Linked DNA regions of Homo sapiens: region 2 is linked to region 1. Evidence: read pairs that join two places in POLR2A ChIA-PET (ENCODE). Cell type or tissue: PC-9. All regions are shown on one strand. Links, peaks and the distances in the headings refer to the core of each region. The heading gives the core; the rest is flanking DNA.

Region 1 (5,388 bases), core at 175-5,174:
TTCACTGAAGGAAAAGATAGAGCCATAAAAGTCCAATTAGCTGACTTCGAATGGTTTACATCCCAGGATGAATCAGGTTACAGTGATTGAAGCCCAATTTAATTTAGGCAGGTTTTTAACCACAAGAATAAGGACATTCTTAGTACATATTATTAATTAAACCAACATATACACAATTAGCAATATCCTATATAATATTAAATGTTTTAACAACTTGTTCTCCATTATTCTGTATCTAGTTAATTTGTTGCTTTGTTTTTTTTTTTAAAAAAAACTAAGCTCAACTTTATTTTACAATGTACTTTGCCTTTCTAAGTATATTCTGTAATTATTTCACTGAAGCAGGTATAGTTCTCCAGATTTCTCTAAGAGCCAAACTCAACTGTATCTTCTGTTATCTGTTTGAATTCATAGTTGCCTCTGCCATCCATATGCAGGTAGTACTATGGGAAAGAAGGGGGAAAAAAAGTCAGTAACTAAGAGTGAATATAGTACTGTCTTTTATGAAAAGTAAAATACAGACTTCCTCATTATTTTAAGGGAGCTAAATCTATAAGCATCCCACAAATCAGAATGCTTCCGTAACTCCATGACCAAGGATCTCAGCTACCAGTAGGTTAAACTGTGCTAAATGCAAGACTGTTCCATAGGTCAGTCAGTATTGTTTCCTGTAGCCTGATTTCCTAATCAGCTTGAAATCTCCAGCTTAAGGCTTTTTATTTGTTTTTAATTTAGTAGAGGGGAAAAAGAGCTATAAAAACTGCCGATATATCCTAACCTCTGAAGACACAACAGCAGTTACAAAGCCTTCTGTTTTTATTTAGTGGCTTATTTTCAGAAAGCTTTCTGAGTTTCCATTTTCTGTATTACTATTTCTTAGCTATCCTGGCCCCTCACATTCTAGTTGTGTTCCCCTCCTTCACATGATCACTGGCGTGATGATTATTTTGCTACTTGTCTATACCTCCAAAAGAAGAGGAAGGGTGAAACCCAAATGCTCTCAATTCCTCTCAATGTCCTATGGCTATAATACTTATGAACTTCCGAGAAAACATAAAGGCTTGGCTATATTTTAAATGCCTTTGATTTCTAGTTATTCAATTTCCTGCTCAGTTCATGAAAAATTGACAAGTTATAATATGCCATAAAATAATAAAAGCTATCTTTAAAAGTCACACAGTTATATAGAATTTCACTGAATTTTATTAAGTACTTTCATATAGGCTACCTGTCTAATTTTCATGGTAATCTAAGAGATAGGAAGGTAAGGCTCAATAACTTCATTATACAAAGGAAGCAACTGAGGCTAGAAACTTTGGTGCCTGAACCCAGGCTCTCTGACTTCAAATCCTATGCTCTTCATTTTATCACTTGTAGACTATCATCTACATCCTAAAGTTCTTGAAGGTAAAAACTGTAATTAATTTGCATCCCTCATGACACTTAGCTCAGTATCTGGCAAAAAAAGGTCCTTAATCAGGTATGTATTTTGTGGAACAAGGCACCTTTACCATTATTCCAATTTTTCTCAAATCCTTGCTTTTACCTAAAATTTCTATATCATTTAGGAAGGAAAAGAAGGAAAGAAGAGAAGAAAGGAAAGAGGGAAGGGGGAAAGACAGAAAGGAAAGAAGAAAAGAAAGGAAGGAAGAAAGGAAGGGAGGGAGGGAGGGAGGAGGAAAGAAAATAAAGAGAATTAAACTGGGTTTACTTTCAGGTTTTGAGCATTTCACATTGAGTTGAAAAGAACTGACATAGTGAGAATGGCACTACTGAAGCACCAGAATAAGTAATACACGTGCACCAATGTAAGCCTCATTTGAATATCTTTGTAAATTATAGTGACTATCTAATGAATCCTACTTACTACAGTACATTGATAAACATAGCTTATGTTATTCAATCTTCCCCCTTGTAGTCCTGACCTCTATTAAAAATGTCCCTAAATTTTTTGCCATCTAATTCTTCTTAAGACTTTTTCTCCTCTGTCACTGCTGGATAAGAAAAGTTTACTTCACCATATTTGTGATAAGACTATGCAAAGTTTAGTCAGTTACTATTAACAGATAAGAGTCACTTATAAAACTGGAGAAAAACTGTTACACCATTGCTTTCAAAACTGACAACTATAATATTTAAGAAAATCCTATTTTATAAAACAAAACCACCTTTTCTCCTTAAGACATATGTTTAAGGGAATACAAACCATAAAATCTAAAACCATATTAACCTGAATTCATATTTTAAAGAAAATAAAATTTCACTGTACCATTCAATGAAAGAAATACAAACCTCATGATGTTTCCAAAGAGATTTCCTATGAGACACAGTGAAGAGAGTGATGCCAACCTAATACAAAGAAAATGATTTAGGTTTAATGAGTAACAGAGTCACAAATTAAACTAGTCCATGTACTTTAAGCTGTTAAGAGGACAGTCTTCAGTGACTAAAGTTAAAAAGCAATGTCAATGAGAAAAAATTTACAACTGGATGCAAAATGTTTATAGCAATGGAAAGTACTGGCCATCAACCACATAATAAAAACTACCAGGTACTGGCATTAAGTGTATTATTTTCTTTTGGGCAAAAAACATATCTCCTATCATGTCTCCTATTTTATTGTGAAAAATATATGAGAGGAATATGAGAAGGATAAAAATAGCCAAAGGTCAAAATCAGGAAAAATTAAATCAGTATAGCATTGTTGACAGTCAACTTGCTTTTCAAATACAGGGTCATAATCCCCTACCGTAAACTACTGTTTTGGAATGTGTCTTGGAATTCAGATTTTGAAAATGTATTATTTAACACCCCCAGAGAGTTCTGAGGCAGAATTTTATAATTAAACACATAAATGTTTCTGTAGCAACACACATGGACACTGATATTGAGACATATAGAGTTTAAATATCTTTTGTTAGCTTAGGCGAAGTTTTACCCAGTGAGCTTGCTACAAAATTATGAAAAATGTTTTAAATTTAAGCACTTTCTGGATTTCAGATTGTGAATACGTATTTATAGATCTGTACTTCAGATTTTCAAAAAAAAAAAAACATTAATAGATAATAGCTGTAGTTGCTCTAGATCAGTGGTTCTCAACCAAGGTGGGGAGGTCAGTGATATTTGTCCCTCAGGGGGACATTTGGCAATGACTGGAGGCATTTTTATTTTCACAACTGAAAGCACTACTGCCATCTAATGGGCAGAGGCCAGGGATGCTTTCTAAACATCCTCCAGTGCACAGCAACCCTCAACCCTGCCCAACTAGGAATTAACAGTGAAAAGGTCAATAGTGCCAGGACTGAGAAACCCCACTCTGGGTCACTGTTCCTCCAAGTGGATCACTCAAGGCTGGCAAATGCATGCTTAGGGCATCTGGGAAATTTCCACCATGGTTTCTTAATTTTATTTTCATTTTGATGATAATTTTTAAAAGATCATTATAAGTATATTCTAGATCATTTTTACCATGAGATTCAAGTTCCTCGGTTTGTATCTACACCTCTGATTGCCAAAGTGATATAAAATAAAACTTCTAATGTGTAATAAGTTTGGCTGCACTGTAAAAAGGTTCTTAAATTGGTTAGGAATTGCATAATAAAATAAGCATATTATCAGTATTAATAAAACATATATTTCAACCATACCACACTTTTCTGATTTTTCAGAGCTCATTTAAGATATTATTTCTCTGTTTATGATACTACAATAATTGGATTAGACATCTACTTAATGCACACATTCTTTACATGAGGATATAAAAAATATATGAAGTATATAAGTCAAAATAAAAAGCAAAATGCAAAATAATGAAATTTGAACCTCAGATTCTATCTTTCCTTAATTAAATCCCAAACCACTGGTTTAGTTTCATCTAAACGGTATCATAGGTCTCTTTAATGTTGTAAATTTGAAACTGTATTTAAGTTTTGTCTGTATTTAATGTATTTAATGTGTAAGTTTATATTAGTTTTGTAGCTGTAAAAGAGCTCTAAGCTTAAGGAATTCACACCTCATCATGTTTATACATGTTTAAGTGGTATCACAGTAATTTAAATTATCAATGAGGCCCCATATGAATTTTCTTTTAAATGGAACTGATGTTTTATAGAATTTATACAGTCTTATGTGGGGACTTCAAGCCTATAGCTAGAGCATAAGAGGAAATCACGTGGTCAAAATTACCAGCAAAGAGCTGCTATGTCATTGAATCAACTGCAGACTACATGGTTTTATGTACATGAGAATACCATAAACATCTCTAATACCTATATATTTGAAAACCAACATGAACAAATGTATAATTATATATTACCAAAGCAAATTCAAGAATAGAAAATAAATCATTAACAAGATAAAATCAGTAGTTAAAATCTTTCTACAAAGAATAGCAAATTCTTTCATCATCACGCCAGTGCTTCTCAAACTTTAATGCGCATTTGAATCATCTTAGAATTTTGGTAAAATGCAGATTCTGATTTAGCAGGGCTTGAAATTCTGCATTTCTAACAAACCCCTAGGTGACACTGCTGCTGCTGATCATGAACACACTTGGAATAGTAGGAATTCATAATATATATACTCAATATGACCTTTTTTATTTATTGAGAACTCCCAAAGAACACATACAAAATGTTAAAAATCCTCATCTACCTCATTTACTTATATAGAAACTATAAAACAGCTAGGATATACTACATTTGTTCCAAAATTTAACCATAGTATAGATGTTGGTAACAATTTCTCAAAGAAAGAAAACTGATACTATTGAATAATTACTTAAAGAATGGAACCAATAAAGATAGCCTCAGACTTAGCTACTAAAAGCAGCTTTGGTAAAATATTGCTCAGGCTAGAAAATAAAACGGATAAATTAAAAATTGCCAAATAATTATTGTTGAGTTTTATTCATAAAAAAACTCTAATGTTTAGATAAAGTTAATGGAAAAATTAAGAAAAGGTCAGTTTATTAACTCTAAGTAATGAGGTAAAGTGAAATAGATTTAAATACGTTGTTTTATATAAATGAGGTATCTTTTATATCTTTTATCTTTTATATCTCATTTATATAAAACAACATATTTAAATATATTTCCCATATATAAAGAGAATTATAAAGAGATTTAAATATGTTGTTTTACATAAATGAGGTATCTTTTATATCTCATTTATATATCAATGAGATATCTTTTACATGACTACCTAAAATTTCTATATCATTTAGGAAGGAAAAAAAGGAAAAAGGGAGGAAAGAAGAGAAGAAATCAGTAGTGAGGGTCCTGTCTGTCAGAAGGAAAACTAACAAACAGAAAGGACATCCACACCAAAAACCCATCTGTACATCACGGTCACCAAAGACCAAAAGTAGATAAAACCACAAAGATGGGG
Region 2 (5,388 bases), core at 148-5,147, 320 kb before region 1:
TATGGGAACCCACAGAAACCAAAAACCTAAACTTGGGGAGCAACATTTTTAAAAATAAAAATTGCACATATTTAAGGTATACAATGTGATATTTTGATATATATAAACTTCATGAAATGATTGCTACAGTTAAGCTAATGAATGTATCCATAAATTCCCATAGTTATCATATTTTGAGAAAACTGAAGATCTGTTGTATCAAATTTCAAATATACAATACAGTATTATGAACTATAGTCACCATGCTTTACTTTATATATCTAGAATTTATTCATCCTACGTAACAGAAACTTGTATCCTTTGACCAGCATCTCTCATTTCCCCTGCCTGCATCCCTGATAACCACAATTCTATTCTCTGTTTCCATGAATTTGACTTTTTTAGATTCCACATACAAGTGGGGTCATGTATGGGATTTGCCCTTACATGCCTGGTTTATTTCACTTAACATAATATCCTCTGGTTCATCCACGTTGTTGCAAATAGCAGGATCTCTTCTTTTTTTAAGGCTAAATACTACTCTGTGGTATGTGTACATATACTACATTTTATTTATGGGGAACCTCTTTTTTTTTTTTTTTTTTTTTTTGTTGAGACAGGTTCTGCCTTTGTCACCCACGCTGGAGTACAGTGGCTCGATCATGGGCCACTGCAACCTCTGCCTCCAGGGCTCAAGCTATTCTCCCACCTCAGCCTCCTGAGTAGCTGAGACTACAGGCATGTGCCACCACGCCCAGCTAATTTTTGCATTTTTTGTAGAGACAGAGTTTCACCATGTTGCCCAGGCTGGGCAACATGAGCTCAAGCGATCCACCTGCCTTGATGTCTCAAAGTATTGGGATTACAGGCATGAGCCACTGTGCCCAGTGGGAACCACAATTTTTATTCTCCTGTCTTAGCCCTTCTTAGACACAAACTACCAACCCCAACAAAAGAATTGTATTTCTGTAAGGAACTATTAGGGATGTGAACTGGATGAGACAGAAGCTGTGTTAATGACACTATTAGCTTAATTCCGTCCTGTTTAGGAAGGCATATGAGGCTTGAGAGCCTTGCTATGAACAGTGGGTGCTCAATAAATGGATAGTAAATGTGTGATTGATGCTGCAGTTGATAACTGCCTTGGGTAGATGAGAAAGTTGACCTTTTTTTAGCTTCTTCCTGAAATGTAAAAAAGCCTAGCAATATGCATTCTAATGAATCTTCATGAGGCCACTGATACCTTCACAGGGTCCTGTTCTTCTTTCTTTCCATGAACCCCAAATGGTGGAAATAATCCCAACCAAAGAAGTGTCAAATTATCTAAAAAGCTGCTCAAAACCCAATCACCAATCATTTTGTGCAATGTATAAGAATGAAACAAAGGAGAATCCAAATGTTAAAAGATTTCATTGCCCTGAAGAAAAGAAATGACTTCCCAAGCTTCTAATGAAGCACAACATAGAACACGTGGAAGAATCTTTCTCCAGAAGTCTCAATATTACAGAAACAGTTCCTGAGTCACTGGATAGTGGTTCAAGAGAAGAGTAACACAAACGGTGTTTTTTGTAATTACATTTTTGAAGGGGTAATACATTCACATGGCTTAAATTCCAAAAAGTACAAGAGACCAAACAGCAAGAAATTGCCTTTCCTTGTCCTTGAGCTACCGAAGTACATTTCCTCACAGGCACCCATGATTTTTGGTTTCTTGCAAACCATTCTAGAGACTTTTATTAGCATATGTAAATATCATAGGAAGTTTAAATGGAATTTGCGGCTGAGCTCAAAGATAATAAAAATTCTACTCCAAAATGAGACGCCAGACTCCACCATTCAGGGCATGCCAAAAAAGAGGTGGGAGAAAAGTGGTTAGATTATTCTTAAACCCACATCCATGCTGAGAGCATAAAAGAGTTGGAAGTTGATAAGCAGAGCATTTTTAAAAGTAAACTTTAAATTTCTGAATAATTTTAGAGTTACAAAAAAATTGTAACGATGGTGGAGGGTTCCTCTGTGTATCCTTCACTCACATTCCCCTAATGTAAATGTCTTACATAACCACAGTATATTTGTGAAAATTAAGATTTAACATTGTCACTAAACTACTAACTAAACTACAGCCTTTATTTGGATTTCACCGTAACATCCTTTTTCTATTCCAGGATCTAATTCAGGATAGCACATGGCATTTTATTGTCACGTCTCCTCTTTGGTCATGACAGTTTATGTTTTTTGTAGAGACAGAGTCTTGCTATGTTGCCCAAACTGGTCTTGAACTCCTGAGCTCAAGCCATCCTCCCACCTCTGCCTCTCAAAGTGTTGGGATTACAGGTGTGAGCCACTGTGCCTGGCCTGTGACAAGTTTCTTAGTTTTTCCATGTTTCTCGTGACCTTGACATTTCTGAAGATTCATAGTCAGGTATTTTGTAAAATGTCCCTTAATTTGTAGAATTTCTCTCATGTTTTCTCATGATTAGGCTACAGTCAACAGGTTTTTGGGACAGTGCCACAGAGGTGAAGTGCCTTTCTCATAGAATCCTATCGAGGAACATGACAACACTGGTGAAGTTGACCTTGATCACCTAGTTAAGGTGGTACCTGCCGGGTTTCTCCTTGTAAAGTTGTTATTTTTCTCTTTTCCCTCTCTATCCTTGGAAATGAGTCACTAAGCCTAGCCCACTCTCAAAGGGAGGGAAATTCCACCTCTTGGAGGAAGAAGTAAAGATTTATCCCTTTCACCGGGAGCAGTGGCTCATGCCTGTAATCCTAGCACTTTGGGAGGCCGAGGCGAGTGGATCACTTGAGGTCAGGAGTTTGAGACCAGCCTGGCCAACGTGGTGAAACCCCATCTCTATTAAAAATACAAAAACTAGCCAGGTGTCGTGGTGGGTGCCTGTAATCCCAGCTACTCGGGAGGCTGAGGCAGGAGAATTGCTTGAACCCGGGAGGCACAGGTTGCAGTGAGCTGAGATCGTGCCACTACACTCCAGCCTGGGCAACAGGGCAAGACTGTTTCAAAAAAAAAGAAAAAAAGGATTTATCCCTTCCCCCCATTTATTTATTTATTCAATTATTTATTCATATCAGTATGGCCTCATCAACATTTATTCTTTTCTTTGGGTTATAATCTTAATTGTGTTATTCAATCTATTCCAGCTTTGGCCACTACGAGTCATCTGTGTCCTTTTGACAAGACCCATTCTTTTTCTTTCTTGAGCACTTCCTTACTTTCTGATGCTACAGGATGATGATACCAGACGTAGCTGGTATTTTCCTTATCCAAGTCCTAGAACCTGCCATTTCTCCAAAGAACCCTTGAAGACCAATGATTAGAAACCATGATCTGGGTATTGGGTATGGTGGGGTATTACTGATTCTAGGCCCTATAATCGATTCTAGTATGTAATTTCAGAATTGCTAACCATTATACTGTATTGTTTAGGGAATTTTTAAAAAATGAGAAAAACAATTGTTAACCAGTAGCTATGTGACAAACAAATGTACTATCTGGAGTACAGTGTTTGTATACAGTTCCTTTTGTCTTTAGCTTACAGTATCTAGTCACAAAGCTGTTTTCCAAAGTTACTCACATCAGCTCCTTATTAGTCATTTAATTTGTCACCCTCTACACACTATCCTAAGATCCTGACATCTTGATTTTAATTTTTATTTGCATATAGTAAAATCTACTCTGCACAGGTGATGACAAGTGCAGAGAATCATTAGAAGAGTAATTTTTGAAGAGTTGAAATTTTTTTTTTTTACTAGACTTGTCATGTGACTCCATCCCCATTTTCCTAAGTCAGATGAGAAGGGTTTCATGGAAAACTCAGAGAGCTTAGGGAATCCCCTGGCTTAAGGTCTGAGCCACCCCAAGAAATCTGGAGGGTGAGCGGCTTTAACAGCAGAGCAGAGAGCTACAGCTGGGGAGTTAAGAGCCCCCAGGGCATTTGTCAGGGCAAAGGGTGCAGAGGGCTTCCTGGGGTCTAGTTGTGGGCTGCATGTGCACAAGTCCCAGTGATGGGGTGCCACCGATCGTGTCTAAGACAGCCCTGTAGAAGGCTGTGGGGACCTTGGCAGAAGGAGCTGGAGGTGGCTGCTCTCTGAGGTAGCTAATTAATGCCTCAGGACTGAGGAAAGCCTCTCACATGACCAGCCAGAGCACAGATGCATTAGACTACATGAAAGGCACTGCAGCTGAAAGAGCCCCGAAGAACCCAAAACATGCCCATGAGGGAAAGAGCTGGCCGGGACATCTCCCAAGCCCAGAGAATGCTGGTGCTAGTATCAGACAAGTAAATGTGTTCCTGCTACTATTTTCTTCCTTCACTTTTGCTGCACCAGCCCCTTAGACAAAACCTGTTTCAGCAAGCTGGGAGAGGAGGGCAGGAATAAACAGAGGAGAAGGGAGGCTGACTACAGCCTCCTTCCTGGACTATGGCCTTCCCACTTGCTCCTGGGCCAAGCGTGCAGGGGGCAGAAGTTTGAACCTCCGATCAAGTGAGAAGTTTATCACATTGGGCTGAATATTTTTTAATTTAAAAAAAAAAAGTTGAGACAGGGTCTTGCTCTGTCACCAAGGCTGGAGTGCAGTGGCATGATCACAGCTCACTACAACCTCAAACCCCTGGGCTCAAGAGATCCTCCCATCTCAGCTTCAGCTAGGACTAAAGGCATGTTCCACTATGCCAATCTAATTTTTAAATTTTTGTAGAGACATGGTCTCGTTATGTTGTCCAGGCTGGTCTTGAACTCCTGGCCTCAAGCAATCCTACAGCCCTGGCCTCCCAAAATGTTGGGATTGCAGGCATGAGCCACTGTGCCTGGTCTGGGCTGAACATTTTAATTATTGAATTGAAAGTGTCTGTTGCAACTTAAAGTGACTCAGTATGTATTACCTAAAAGTTACCAGAGAAGCCTTGGGAATTGCCTGTGTTTTTATTCAGGGGCAGAAAAAACTAGTCCCACTGAATAAATTTAAAGAGACAGAGAAAGACAAAAATTAAATTGCTTTCTGACTACATCCTGTAAGTCATGCTTGATGTAATAATGGTTATACAAGCAAATATATACCTAGATATATATATTTATAGGTTTATACTTACATTTTCCACTTTTTATGCAAAAGTATACTGCACACTGTTCTATTATTTGTTTTTTTTTTAACTTAATACACTTCAGAATGTAAGGAATTCCTCTTATTTTTACTGAGGCAATATTTATATACAATGAAATACACTGATCTTAAACATAAAATTAGAGACTTTGATAAACATACACATCTATGTAACTGCTACGCCTTTCGAGATTTAGAGTATTTCATTAGCTGGGGTAGGGATGCATCTTTTTTTTTAGATGGAGTCTTGCTCTTGTCACCCAGGCTGGAGTGCAATGGCGTGGTCTTGG

Evidence for each region. ChIA-PET counts read pairs that join two places held together with the same protein. Peaks named below come from ENCODE experiments on the same cell type or tissue, not always from the same donor. Only the 100,000 strongest peaks of a DNase experiment are listed, where the experiment ranks them.
Region 2: POLR2A ChIA-PET joins it to region 1 with 16 read pairs; 3 of 35 experiments call an interaction of 5 or more read pairs at or near these places.

What each region holds. Positions count from the first base shown.
Region 1 is chr1:94,512,107-94,517,494 of GRCh38, reverse strand. ABCD3 (ATP binding cassette subfamily D member 3) reads right to left here. Exons shown (of 23, transcript NM_002858.4): 22 at 2,293-2,349; 23 at 1-443. The coding sequence ends at 366. Among named protein-coding and RNA genes, the nearest start is that of F3, 27 kb to the left of the region's middle. In PC-9, for the core only: CTCF peaks have their summits at 2,959 and 3,166 (motif pointing left); a DNase peak (open chromatin) is centred at 3,184; H3K27ac peaks cover 1,131 bases.
Region 2 is chr1:94,832,115-94,837,502 of GRCh38, reverse strand. All of the region lies in intron 5 of SLC44A3 (solute carrier family 44 member 3), which reads right to left. Among named protein-coding and RNA genes, the nearest start is that of SLC44A3, 14 kb to the right of the region's middle. RefSeq lists an enhancer at 1-1,015. In PC-9, for the core only: no CTCF peak of the experiment used is centred there; no DNase peak of the experiment used is centred there.